Regions from separate parts of the Homo sapiens genome. Here region 1 is linked to region 2. A link is a loop called in an ENCODE intact Hi-C map of the cell type or tissue named here. Cell type or tissue: heart right ventricle. All regions are shown on one strand. Each heading gives the region's core, and the rest is flanking DNA. Links, peaks and the distances in the headings are about the cores only.

Region 1 (6,340 bases), core at 2,152-4,651, 270 kb before region 2:
GCTTTATCTGAGATGCATGTGGATTCAGCCAGTCGGTCTCCAGGCTGAACCCAGCATCTCGCTGGGTCGTTGGGCTCTCCTTGTGTCCCAGAACGGGGTCTGTTAGAAGTGGGAAATTGCTGGACTGTTCCAAAGGCATTCCTCCACCCTGTGATGCCACTTCCTTCTCTTCCAAGTATAACTGGGACATATAACCTAAAACAAGCAAAGGGTATCTCCCCTGACAATAGTCACAGGCTTCCTCTCCTTGCAAAATCCTTCTGCTCAAGGCACACCCCCTGCTGTCCTCAAATCTCCATTTCTCAGTGAGAAACTTGTGTCTCTGTAGCGCATCCCTTGCCCTCCTTTGTTAATGCATCTGCTCCTTCATGCTCTGAAGTGGAGGCTGGATGGGATTCACAAAGCCATCGCCCACAAAGACCCACGAAGCAAACTACCAGCAGAGATGCACAGGACAGTGAAAGTAACAAAGGGGGAAACTCTTCTCAAGAGGATTCACTTTCTTCCTCTGTCCACCTGCTCCTCTGTCCCTCTTGCTGAGGCTGATTTCCCAGAACTCATTTCTGCTAGGTAGATAGCAACCAGAACATCAATTTCCGTTCAATGCCGGCAGCCTCGACAGTTGCCATCCTCCATTCAAACATGTGAATGCTCTGCCTAAATTGCACATTTCTCATTTAGCACACCTTGAAAGGCTGTGCTGTCACTCGCTCATAATCTTGGAGCAGAGTGTTTGCACGAGCCGCGGATGGCACCGGGCAGCTCCGTGGAGGTGTCAAAGCAGCAAAAGGGGACACTTGAGCAGATCAGCTTACTTCACAGAGAGACATCAGCTTCAGCAATTAGATTTCTAGAAACCTGATGACGAGGAACACATACAGATGCTTGCTAACCACTATTGAAGAGAGTTCTGTGTGTGTGTTTTAAGATGCTTAAAAAGAGTTTCTGTTGTTTCCTGCAGGAGAGGACTGAAAACAATGGTATATTTGTCATATACCATCTGTAGAGTGACCTTTACCTCTGGATGACTCTAGAGTTTTCAGTCAGCATCTGTTGCTGTTTCCTAGCTCTTAGGGAGGCTGAAGAAGTCTTAGTAAGCTACCTGCCCCTCTGAGGCCCCATTAGACTCTATGGGTACAAATATTTCAATGGCACTTTCACATATATTCTTATAGCTCATTCTTCCAGCAACCCTATGAAGTAGGTATTAAGAGCTCCATTCTTCAGATGCAGAAACTGAGGCTCAGAGAAACTGGGATACTTGCCCAAATTCACACAGCTAGGAAGGGGCAGGGCCTGGTTTGTTTTGAGGTCTTCCAAAGTGAGTCCTGGGTATAGCCCACCTGACCCAAGGCAGCCCCATTCTCAGGCACCTCAATAAGACTTAAGGTGCTGAATAATATTAGGGTTGGAGAATTTCATTCCCTGCTGTCTTTTTCTTTGGACTTGGCTGGATGCACTGTATTCTTTAGTCTCTTGGCATGAGAGGAAGTAGACAGTGATGACAGTATTCTGAGACTTAATTAACTAATGTCTTTAACATTCAGCTGCCTTGGGCAAAAAGTTCTATGCTACAATATTCTCAGAAAATTCTATGGACAGAGGATCTAGCTTTTCAATTGCAAAAGTCCTTTATTACAAGGGGGTTGGGGAGGCGGGGTGAGGAGGTCTTCTCTTATGCAGCCAGGCAGGGAAGAGAGTTTGGCATCAGAGAGCAGAAAGCCAGCTGCTGGCTGCCACCACCACGCAATCTCAGGAGCGAGGAATGAGAAGTGACTCAGACCAGCCCTCACTCCCACTCCCAAGGAGAAGTGGCTCTCAAGGTGCCATGTGACGGACAGGTGACCTTGATCAGGATGACTTGCTTCCTTATTGTGCAACAACGTCTCAGTGTGGTGTAGGGGAGCACTGCCCCCTGAGATTTGATGTCTCAGCCTTCATGATAAACACGGCTAAATGAATTAGCAAGAAAAGAATTAATAGCAAGAAAAGAATTAATCGAATTTGATAGAGATTGTTTTGCTTATCTTGTCTTTGCTAACAAAACCGAAACAATTCTGGAGTTGTCATGGGCTTTTCTCTTCCCCCTTCTTTTTGACAAATCTCCCACAATACTCAGTGCTGGGAGATGCCCAGGCAGGAGCTTGTACTGCAGATCACATTGCAAGCCTTGCCATTTCAAGGCCTCCTTGGAGACGGCTTTTTATTTGCCACTGAAGCCTGGGGATTACTTTGATATGGGGGCCACATGGCTTACCATTGTTTCTAAGCAGAATCATAATCCAGTCTCACTGATTAAAAAAAGAGGGATGGGGCAGGCGAGAGCTGGAGGTTACCAGGATCAGGTCCAGTAAATCATGCCCATGTCAAAGGGCTACCCTTGAGCACCTAAAATGCCACCTGCACTCTCAGCCTAGGGAAAGCATTCCTTTCAGAGGGGAGGAGAGCAGAAGGAGGCAGCTTCAGTGTGGAGTTTGGGGCTGTTGCTGTAAGGCTGAAATTTCATAGGAGGAAGATGAGCTGATGAGGTTGAAAATAGCTGTTTTCATTTCCTTTAGAAGAGCCCCCACACTCTTGTCCCAACGCTCAGTAACCCTGTGACACGCTCACGGGCTGTCATCATCAACATACTTAATGATCCTGCCCCAACTGCGCAGGCCACAAATCACTCTGCGGAGACGCTGTCTGAAAGGCTGCCCAAGGTGTCTGCATTCCTCGACTTGAGACAGGGGAGGAAGACTGGGGCTCGGGTAAGGACTCTCCTCATGTAGTCACTGAATGAGGCGGCTGACCCTAATGTAAAAGTCGAAGCCGAGAGATAGAGAGAAAGAGAGAGGCAGGGGGAAAGGGAGATAGAGGCATCTGGAACAGCAGAAATGCTTGAAGTACTGCTCTCTCCCTTAGGGCCCTGGTGCCTTCCTTTTCTGCAGGGTCACGGGAGTGACTGGAGTGGAGGCTTGATGGGCAGCTCACTGTTGGAGAAGAGGAGGTTAGGAAGTAGGGCTGAGGCAGGAGCAAGGAGAATTGGGGCCTGTGGTTTCCTCTTTGGGAACCTCCAGCCCAGTGCCCACTTGTGATTGCTTTAATGATTCGAGCAAGTTTGCTAAGACCCCTCCAATCTGCCTTTCCCAAGGATCACATTCAGTTCCCAGAGGTTTCCAGGGGCAAGGATGGGAATCTAATTGATGTGTCTTACCATGAGAGTCCTTTCCTCTTCTCTCTATCAAATAGGGATTAACAGTGTTTGTGGGAGGATTTTTTCCCTCTCACCTCCAGTCACCCCACAGCCACCTTGTTCTTTGCAGCGAGGGAGGATTTTCTGCTGACAGGGAGTTCTGTGGACTCCATTGCAGGTTTTTGAATGCAGCACATTCCATCTGTGACAGTCACAGCAGCTTGAGGTCCTGGGAGTTCTAGTGTGGGATTCTGGGCCTGAGCTCACCAGGGGCATCCAAGCTTGGAAGTGTGAGGCCAGAGTTGTGTGGGGGGAGTGGCGTTCCTAGGAGTGGCCCCTGGCTCCCAAGCGGTGCTGTGTCACTGACTCAGCACACACCAGGGGACACGGGGCTCCATTTTCTCGTCCATTAGAAGTGACTGCTAAATCCTGGCTGGTCGCCCTCCTGAAGTGGTTTGAGATTGATTTTGTAAAGCTGGCAGGCAGGATTAGGCCATGCCACTCAGCAGAGCTGCTAGGGAACACTTGCTAGAAATGCTAAAGACGATGAGGCTGATGGGTCAGCCCTGGCCCACGGAACACACCAAGTCAGCAGAGCTGGGGGCTAATGTGTCCTGAACTTTGTCCCATCTGAGAGGCAGGGGTGGCTCAGTGGAATATCATGGGCCTGGGTGGCCAGGCCTGGTTCCCACACTCAGACACAGTTCACTCTGTCCTCTTAATGCCCATCCTAGGCCGGGACAATTGTTCTCCCCACTTTGTAGTCAAGGTCACACTGGGGCACACTGAGGTTAAGGACCTTTCCTATGACTACACTGTTGGGAATTGGCAGGACCAGGATTTGAACCCAGGGAGTCCAGTTTCAGAACCTGAGGGTTGTAGGAAAAGCCCACTGGAAGAGTGGGGAGGCAGGAAGGATATTGGAGGAGAAGCCTCGGTTCTAGGGCTGACTGCAGTGGAACCACTGAGAGACCAAAAGCATGTCTTTTCACAGCCCTAGACTGTAGGCCCTTTATTTACCTTTACAATGAGGTTTTTGCGAAGATCATCCCTTCTATCTCTAAAATCAAGAAAACTGTAGTTCAGCATACTTGGGGGGGCATGGAGTTCCTGTAGAAGAGCTGGACAATCACCAGAAACTCAGGAGCAGAAGAAACCAGATATTCTAATAACAACAACCACAAGCACAATTGCCACCACGATTGCTCACATTTACTGACAGTTGTTAGGTGCCAGGCACTAAGCCTTTTGCAAGTATTGTTTCATTTAATCCTCATAACAGAACTAGGAGGTAGCTACTAATGCCATTCCTACTTTATGGATCCAGTAACTAAGGCCCAGAAAGGTTAATAAAGTCACCGGATATCACACAGCTTATAAGTGGTGGGAACCTGAAGCATTTCTCCCTGCCCTCTCTGCCCACCAAGTGTGTTCCCTTCCGCTACACCTGATGTGACAGCACACCCAAAAGCTCCAGAGAAGACAGTGTTTGGGGTTAACAGAAGAACAGCCTTCCCAAATGCAATTTCCACCAGCAGCTGCTGGTACACATCTGGCCTCGGAGACTTCCTTTAAGCCCACCTGGGGGCTGAAGATGGATTCTGCGGATGACGGATGACAGGGCAACCCTGAGGAGACTGTCAGCTTTCAGCTGCCTTCTACCTTTACGTACCTTGGGGCACCAGATGTTGGAAACTCACATCAGAGGACTTTGCCCTTTGCTTTCTTCCCTTTTGATTATATATTGAACTAAAATGTCAGCAGAGGAGTAGAGGACAAATAGGCTTTGTATTGATGCTTAATTGTGGTAAACATTTTCCAGGAAAAATTTAATGGCAGACTAGAAAACTAGAGTAGGTCCCAAAGAGCCAGGAGGAAGAGGAAAGAGTTGATTCCTAAGTGCTGAAAAAGGACGGGGAAGAGTGTAGGTGTAAGACAGTAAAAATGTATCCTTCCGGTCATGAGATTGCACCTGGAGCCAGGTGGACATCTGGGAAGAGGATAAGGCATGCATCTGTCTGTGCTAGGCAGGGCAGGCTACCTGCTGTGACAAATGACCCCAAAGCCCAGGCAGCTTTACTCCCCTTCCCCACCAGAATTTACTTTTCTCTAACCTCACTGACATCACAGCCCAATGAAGTTGGAGGCTGGGGGAGGTGAGGGATGGGCTCTGCTCCATTGAGCCACTTAGGGACCCAGGCTCCTTCCACTCAAGTCTCTGACATTCCCTTTGAGGCTGAGAGAGTTCTTTACTGTATTCTCTGTAACCAGAAGATGAGAGAAGAGAGATCACATGAAGAAGGCAACCTTGCTCCCACCACCCAGATAATAGGCCACACTTCCTCTCACATTCCATTTGTGGGAACTAATTTTATGGGCCCACCCGCATGCAAGAAGACTGCAAGTTGGCTTAGGAAGCCTTCCTGGAAGATGAGGATTGGGGTTGGTGAATTGCATTCTTCTTGCCGCATTCTAGGTTCCCCAGAAGTTGACCCCCGAGACCTTCCTCAAGTTTTAATAGAACCTACTACCTGAAGGTCTCTGAGAAAGTCCCAGTGACGATCATGTCCTTTTCCCCTGGCATGTATATAAGGGTGGAGAGAAAAGCCATTTTGTGGTTTTGTAGTGGCAAACAGTGCCGTAATCAAAATCCTTTTGGTCCTTCTGTTCATCATACTCCTGTGGACAAAGTCCAAGATCAGTCTGTGTACTGCAAATACAATGATGTACTTAGTCTATACGTATAATCTCTAGCCGATGGCTGCATGTTAACTCTCTGAGTCTGGCTACTGTGTTATCTAAGCCTATGATGGTCATGTGTGCTTATCTGAAGCCATGTAGGTAGTTTAACCAGTGGTTTTCAAACATGACTGTATTTTAGGATTGGCTGGAAAGCCTGTTAAGGCGCAGATGTTTTCCCTGCCACCACCCCAGAGACTCAGATTTGACAGGTCTGAGGTGGGTCTCTGCACCTGCTTTTTTTTTTTTTTTTTGAGACTGAGTCTCGCTCTGTCACCCAGGCCGGAGTGCCGTGGCATGATCTCGGCTCACTGCAACCTCCATCTCTCAGGTGCAGGTGATTCTCCTGCCTCAACCTCTGAGTAGCTGGGACTACAGGCGCACGCCACCACGCCTGGCTAAATTTTTTTTATTTTTAGTGGAGAT
Region 2 (6,340 bases), core at 2,306-4,805:
GCATATATATACACACATACATATATACATATAATTATATTACACATAACATAATATATGTAATGTAATTACATATGTAATGTAATCATATATATGAAAATTTAGTTGGCAATTTTCCCCTGGCTTCAGGAAAAATCCCCAGACCAATGAAACCACAAAAGCCCTGGGCTGGATCCCAGCAGAATCAGTGTATATTTTAAGTTTCCCTGGTGTAATGATTAATTGTATATCAACTTGACTGGGCCACAGGGTACTCAGATACTTGGTCACACATTATTATGAGTGTGTCTGTGTGAGTGTTTTGGGGTGAGATTAACACTCAAATCGATACACTGAGTGAAGCAGATTGCTCTCTCCAATGTGAGTGGATTTCTTCCAGTTAGTGAAAAGCCTGAATAGAACAAAAAGCCTGATCCTCCCCTGAATAAAGGGAATTCCTCCTGGCTGACTATCGTCAAGCTGAGATGCTGGGTTTTGTTGTTGTTGTTGTTTTCTTTTCCTGCCTTTGGACTTGAACTGAAACATTGGCTCTGTTTAGGTCTTGATCCTTCTGGCCTTTGGAATGGAACTACAACATCAGCTCTCTTGTGTCTCCAGCTTGCCTACCGCAAATTTTGGGACTTTTCAGCCTCCATAATTGCATGAGTCAATTCCTTATTATAAATATCTATCCTGTGTATTCTTTCATACATACATTCTGTTGATTCTGTTTCTCTGGAGAACTCTAACTAATACACCAGGTGATTCTAATATGCAACCAATGTTAAGAACCACTGACCCATAAATCACAGATAAGAGAATGATTAATTCTGTCTGCGGAGGTGACTTCATGAAAGCCATCACATTTGAGGTGAGCGAGAAACAAAAATGAGTATCATCTGCCTTGCCGCACAGAAAGAGGCAGAGGAAAGAGTATTAGCAAAGAGAAACAAAGAAGAGAGGGTGGGGCCAGAGGAAGGAATAATTGGAGATGAAATGGATGGGTTGGGCCTGATTCTGCCTTGCTGCAAATGTCGTGGTTAAATAATACAGGGAGCTACTGAAAACTTACCCAAGTGAGCAATGTGCCATTACTGTACTTTAGAAAAAAAAATCTGAAAGCTGTGTAGATGAGGGGAGAAAAGATTGAAAGTGAGAGGGAAATTTAGGACATCAGTGTAAAAGTCTGTTATGGAATGAATGTTTGTATCTTCCCCAAACTCATATGTTGAAGCCCCAACCCCCAATGTGATGGGACTAGGAGGCAGGACTTTGGAAAATAACTAGGTTTAGCAGGGGTCAAGAGGGTAAATGGGGCCCTCATGATGGGATTAATGCCCCTATAAGAAGAGGAAGAGGTACCAGAACATCCTGTCTCCTCCATGTGAGGACACAGCAAGAAAGCAACAGTCTGCAAGCCAGGAAGAAGGCCCTCACCAAGAACCAAGTCTTTCTGCATCTTTATCTTGGACCTCCCAGTCTCCAGAACTGTAGAAATAAATGTCTATTATTTAAACCTCCCATTCTATGGTATTTTGTTATAGTGACCTGAGCTAAGCAAAGCCCAAGCAAGAGATGGTGTGGTCCTGGACTAGCTAAAAGGTTTTTCTGTATGTTTTAGAACTAGATTCAGCAGGATTTTGGTGACTAGGCTTGGGAAATGAGGAGGAGAGGTCAAATATATCCTCAAAGTTGTTAACATGGGTGGCTGGGAAGATGGTTGTGTTAAGATTGGGAATACAGGAGGAGAAGCAGATTTTGTGGAGAACATAATGAGTTCAGTTTTGGACACTTAACTTTGAGGTGCCGCCAAGTATTTGCTTAGACGTGTTCAGTCAGCTGATAAAAATAGATGAGTAAAAGCTCCCCAAGGCCTCCCGAGAAGCTGAGCAGATGCTGGCACATTCTTCCTGTACAGCCTGCAAAACTATGAGCAATTAAACCTCTTTTCTTATTAAATTACCCAGTCTCAGGTATTTCTTTATAGCAACACAAGAACGGCCTAACACAAGTGTACTTACACAAAGCTAGATGGTATAGCCCACTACACTGGGCTATATGAAATAGCCCATTGCTCCTAGGCTTCAAACCTATACAGCATGATACTGTACTGAATACTGTAGGCAGTGGCAACACCATGCTAAGTATTGGGTGTCTACATATACCTAAACATGGAAAAGCTACAGTAAGGGTACACTATAAAAAATTTAAAATGGTGCACCTGTATAGGGCATTTATACCATGAATGGAGCTTGCAGGACTGGAAGTTGCTCTGTGAGTCAGTGAGTGAGTGGTGAGTGAATGTGAAGGCCTGGGACATTACTGCACACTACTGTAATCTTTATAAACTCTGTAGACGTAAGCTACATTACATTTATCTAGAAAATAATAAATTAACTTACAGCCTTCAATAATAAATTAACCTCAGCTTACTGTAACTATTTTACTTTATACATTTTAAAATTGTTAAAAGCTTTTTGTCTCTTTTGTAATAACACTTAAAACACAAACACATTGTACCAATGTCTGAGAAATATATTTTCTTTATATACTATTTTAAAAGCATTTTTCTATTTTTAAAATTATGTATTTTCTTTACATTTTAAACTTTTTTGTTAAAAACTAAGATACAAACACAGACTAGCTTAGGCCTACACAGAGTAAGGACAATGAATCTCACTGTCTTCCACCTCCACATCTTGTCCCACTGGCAGGTCTTCAGGGGCAGCATGGAACTGTCATCACCCATGCTAACAATGCCTTCTTCTAGAATAGCTCCTGAAGTAACTGCCTGAGGCTATTTTGTAGCTAACTTTTTTCTAAGTAGGAGGAGTATACCCTAAAATAACGATTAAAAGTATAGTGTAGTAAATATATAAACCAGTAACATAGTTTATTATTATGATCAAGTTTTACATACTGTACATAATTGCATATGCTAGACTTTCATGTGGCTGGCAGCACAGCAGGTTTGTTTACACTAGCATCACCACAAACACGTGAGTAATGCATTGTGCTACGACTTTCCCACGGCTACAACCTCTGTAGGTGGTGGGAATGTTTTAGCTTCATTATAATCTTATGGGACCACCATTCTATATGTGGTCTGTTGTTGACAGAAAGGTTGTTATGTAGTATATGACTGTATATTCGTCCCACGGAGGTCAAAGGGGAGGGACTTAAAACGTTTGCCGAAAATAATTTAATCTAAAATTTAAAAAATAATTGATTTTGTCAAGTGTTTCAAAGATGTCCAGTAATTAGACGGAGGGGAGGGGAGGGGAGGGGGAAACGGGGATAGCCTTGACTATCCCCGTAAGTGATGAATAATCTAAAACATTATATTTTATTTTAAAACAATTATGAATATATCATAGAGCAGAAGGAAAGGTTAACATAAATTTTAAAGATTAAGAGGAGAATTCAAGAAAAAGTATTTTCAGGTACATTTAGAGCTAGAGCCCAGCAGCACGCAACCTTCTCTTCTGCCACTAGGGGCACTGTGCTGGGAAAGTCTGAGGCAGCGCCATCTTCCTGAGAAGATGCTCAGAAACCTCAACTGAAGAAACTACTCCGTGAGCCTAAATACCAACCCAGGAATTTAGAACAATCTTGGTCATCCAGCGACTTTTTTTTCTTTTTAGAAAAGGGAAATTATTGAGGGAAATTTAGGATTTTGCAGGAGTCATGAATCTTACTGGTTCCCAGGATTTCTTTTATTTCTTTAGAGGGAAATTATTCGGTTGTACAAAACACCTTTTAACAATAAGCCTATAAAGGAAAAGAAACATCCTCCCATTTGGCTGAGAATTCAGATAAGTGGCACTCTGTTCCTCTTGTCAAGTCATTCCAGTGATTGTTTGATCAGTAGTGACTTAGCATACTTTGTCTAAAAATATAGCATATCCTCATTCTCTGGGATATGCTATGTATTTGAAATTTTTGAAAATTGGCCACTACCATTTCAAGACCTTTTTCTCTACAAAATATATATGGTTCCTTAACTTGTCACTTCTTTAAGCGAAAACCCAGAGCATCCACACGGCCCCTGTGGACAGTAGTCATCAGGACCTCCGTTTCCTCAATGAGTTGGGCTAGATGATCTCTACAGTTCTGTCTCCAAGGGTCTCAGAGTCTCTAAAAGAATTGCTAGAATCAATGCTCTGCCTCACTTGCTATGACAGTTCATTACATTGATGGCCCCCAGTGAAACACCCCTCCTGGTGTACACACCTCCTGGAAGTCAGGACCTCATGTACTCCACTCTGGGTTGGGTATGTGACTTGCTTTAACCAAGAGAGTGCAGTGGAAGTGATGCTGCACCTGTTTCAGGACTCAGTCTTAATAAGACCTGGCAACTCCTACTTCCGCGTTCTTAGGAGCCCTGAGGTGCTATAGAAGATGTCCAGCCTCTCTGCTGGAGAGATCATTTGGAGAAGTCCAGGCCCCTGAGTTCTCAAGACGAGAGAGAGAGAGAAAGAGAGAGAGAGAGTGAGGTCCAGCCATGCCAGCATTCCCGCTGAGCCTAGGCCACAGCTGTACAGCTAGCTAAATGCCGTCATATGAGTGACCATTGGCAAGGCCAGCAAAAGAACCACCAAGTTGAGCTCAGCTCTAATTGCAGAATCATGAGCAAATAAACTGGTTATTGTTTTAGGTCACTAAGTTTTGGGATGGTTTGTTACACAGAAAATAGATAGCCAAAAAAGAAATACAAGTATGATTCTATAAAACAGAGGTTGCAAGGATTGTATTATATGTCAAAGGTCTGACCCTTTTCCTTGTGGGGATGATAAAAGGTGGTATAGCTAATTTACTCCCAACCTATAACTGTATTAATCATCTTTAATACAGTTTAATATCTATAGTTGGTAAATAGAGAGGCCCCTTAGACTTGAAATCTCTATTCCAAAAGAGAACTCGGTTTCTCAAAAGGGCTCACTAGCCTGGTGGTGGAGTAACTATTGTTATTCAGTCATACAGAATTATGACACATGACTGCCTATATTGCTTAAATAACAGTTGTATGTGCACTCCTCCAAGTATATTCAGATTATGTGTACTGTAGCTGTGTACAGTAAGTTCAGAGGGGAGGCCAGTAAGCAATGCATCCCATTTCCACAAAGGAAGGGTGTCTGGAAGAGGTGGCATTTTAACTGATTCTAAAGAACTGAAGAGATTCACAGAGTCCCAGAATGCAAATAGAAAGCTGTATCACTCCCCCTATATCTATAGGCAAAGGAATATGCTACTTACCTGGTATGACCTAAAGTGTCTCCCAAACAGACTCATTCTCCCAAATATCACTGCCGACACACACCAGCCTTCTGTGCCCTAAATTCTAAGTAGTAACACCTTGGCCTTCAAGCTGAAAGTTGCCTGTTAAGATGCAAATAGATGAGTCAGAAGGGCACACCTTACACCATTAGCTGCATTAACAACTTAACTCAAATGGGCTTATCAAACAGCTGGAGTCCCCTACAGAGGCCCCAAGAAAATGAGATCAGAGTATGTGGTATTACTACTCAGTGTCCAAAGTCAAGGTAGAGTGGCAAAGAAGTTTCCTGGATGACCGTGGAGAGGACAGCTCTGGTGCAAAAGATACAACATAGAGTGTTTTAGAGGACCCTGAAGAGAGTTTTCAGTGTGGTTCGGGCAATTACCTGGACTTGTTGGACTGAAACTTTGATCCCATTCCCTGCTGATAACCACACTAGTTTGTAGCTTCCATTTTCTGCCAACAACAGAACTTCCAGCAAACAAATTATTCTAGGTGGACACACCTTTTTCTTCTTCCTCCCACAGGTATATACAGGTAAGTATCTGAGACAGGCCCTGCAAAGATCAGGTCACATCTGTTAACAAGGCACTGGTTATATCAATGGCAACTCTGAGACGATTTCTCTGTGCTGAAGTAAGGCACTAAATATAATAGCCTCTTAACTGGCACATTGTTATCAGTATTATTATGGCTTTCTCTTCATGCCTGTCACTGGATTATGGTAATTTTTTTTAGTCATAGGTTTTGATCGGAGTTGAAGTCTCTGAGTTACTGACAGCTCGGGAGAGCTGTAAATGCTCTAAGATTGACTTCCCACTGTCACAAAATCATAACACAAGCAAAAAGTAGAGGTTCTCTCAAGCCTCCTCATGCCAATTAGAAACAAAGCAACTTTCTAAACAGCAGGCTTCTTTTCCAGCAGGCTTCATACCAAAGGAGAGGGAGGCAGAAGGCACCTACCTCTCTCCTCATCCTTCCTCCGAGGTTCAGTGCAAGAAACAATGACCCTGGCAAAGACGATAAGAGAAGCAGATACTGCAATTTAGCTAATGGTGTCTACAGGAAGCTAGAAATCATTCC

The links. Peaks named below come from ENCODE experiments on the same cell type or tissue, not always from the same donor. Only the 100,000 strongest peaks of a DNase experiment are listed, where the experiment ranks them.
Region 1: a loop joins it to region 2, with 2.3 times the contacts of the local background. A loop is called at or near these places in 2 of 110 quality-filtered maps.

The regions. Positions count from the first base shown.
Region 1 is chr4:152,069,418-152,075,757 of GRCh38, reverse strand. No RefSeq gene overlaps it. Among named protein-coding and RNA genes, the nearest start is that of LINC02273, 28 kb to the left of the region's middle. RefSeq lists an enhancer at 1,854-1,923. In heart right ventricle, for the core only: no CTCF peak of the experiment used is centred there; a DNase peak (open chromatin) is centred at 3,568; H3K27ac peaks cover 1,043 bases.
Region 2 is chr4:151,798,920-151,805,259 of GRCh38, reverse strand. It overlaps LOC127898557 (a long non-coding RNA gene), which reads right to left and starts at 5,901. Exons shown (of 4, transcript NR_183042.1): 1 at 5,643-5,901; 2 at 5,236-5,358. It overlaps LOC105377488 (a long non-coding RNA gene), which reads right to left and starts at 5,901. Exons shown (of 4, transcript NR_183038.1): 1 at 5,643-5,901; 2 at 5,236-5,358. In heart right ventricle, for the core only: a CTCF peak has its summit at 3,463; no DNase peak of the experiment used is centred there; H3K27ac peaks cover 210 bases.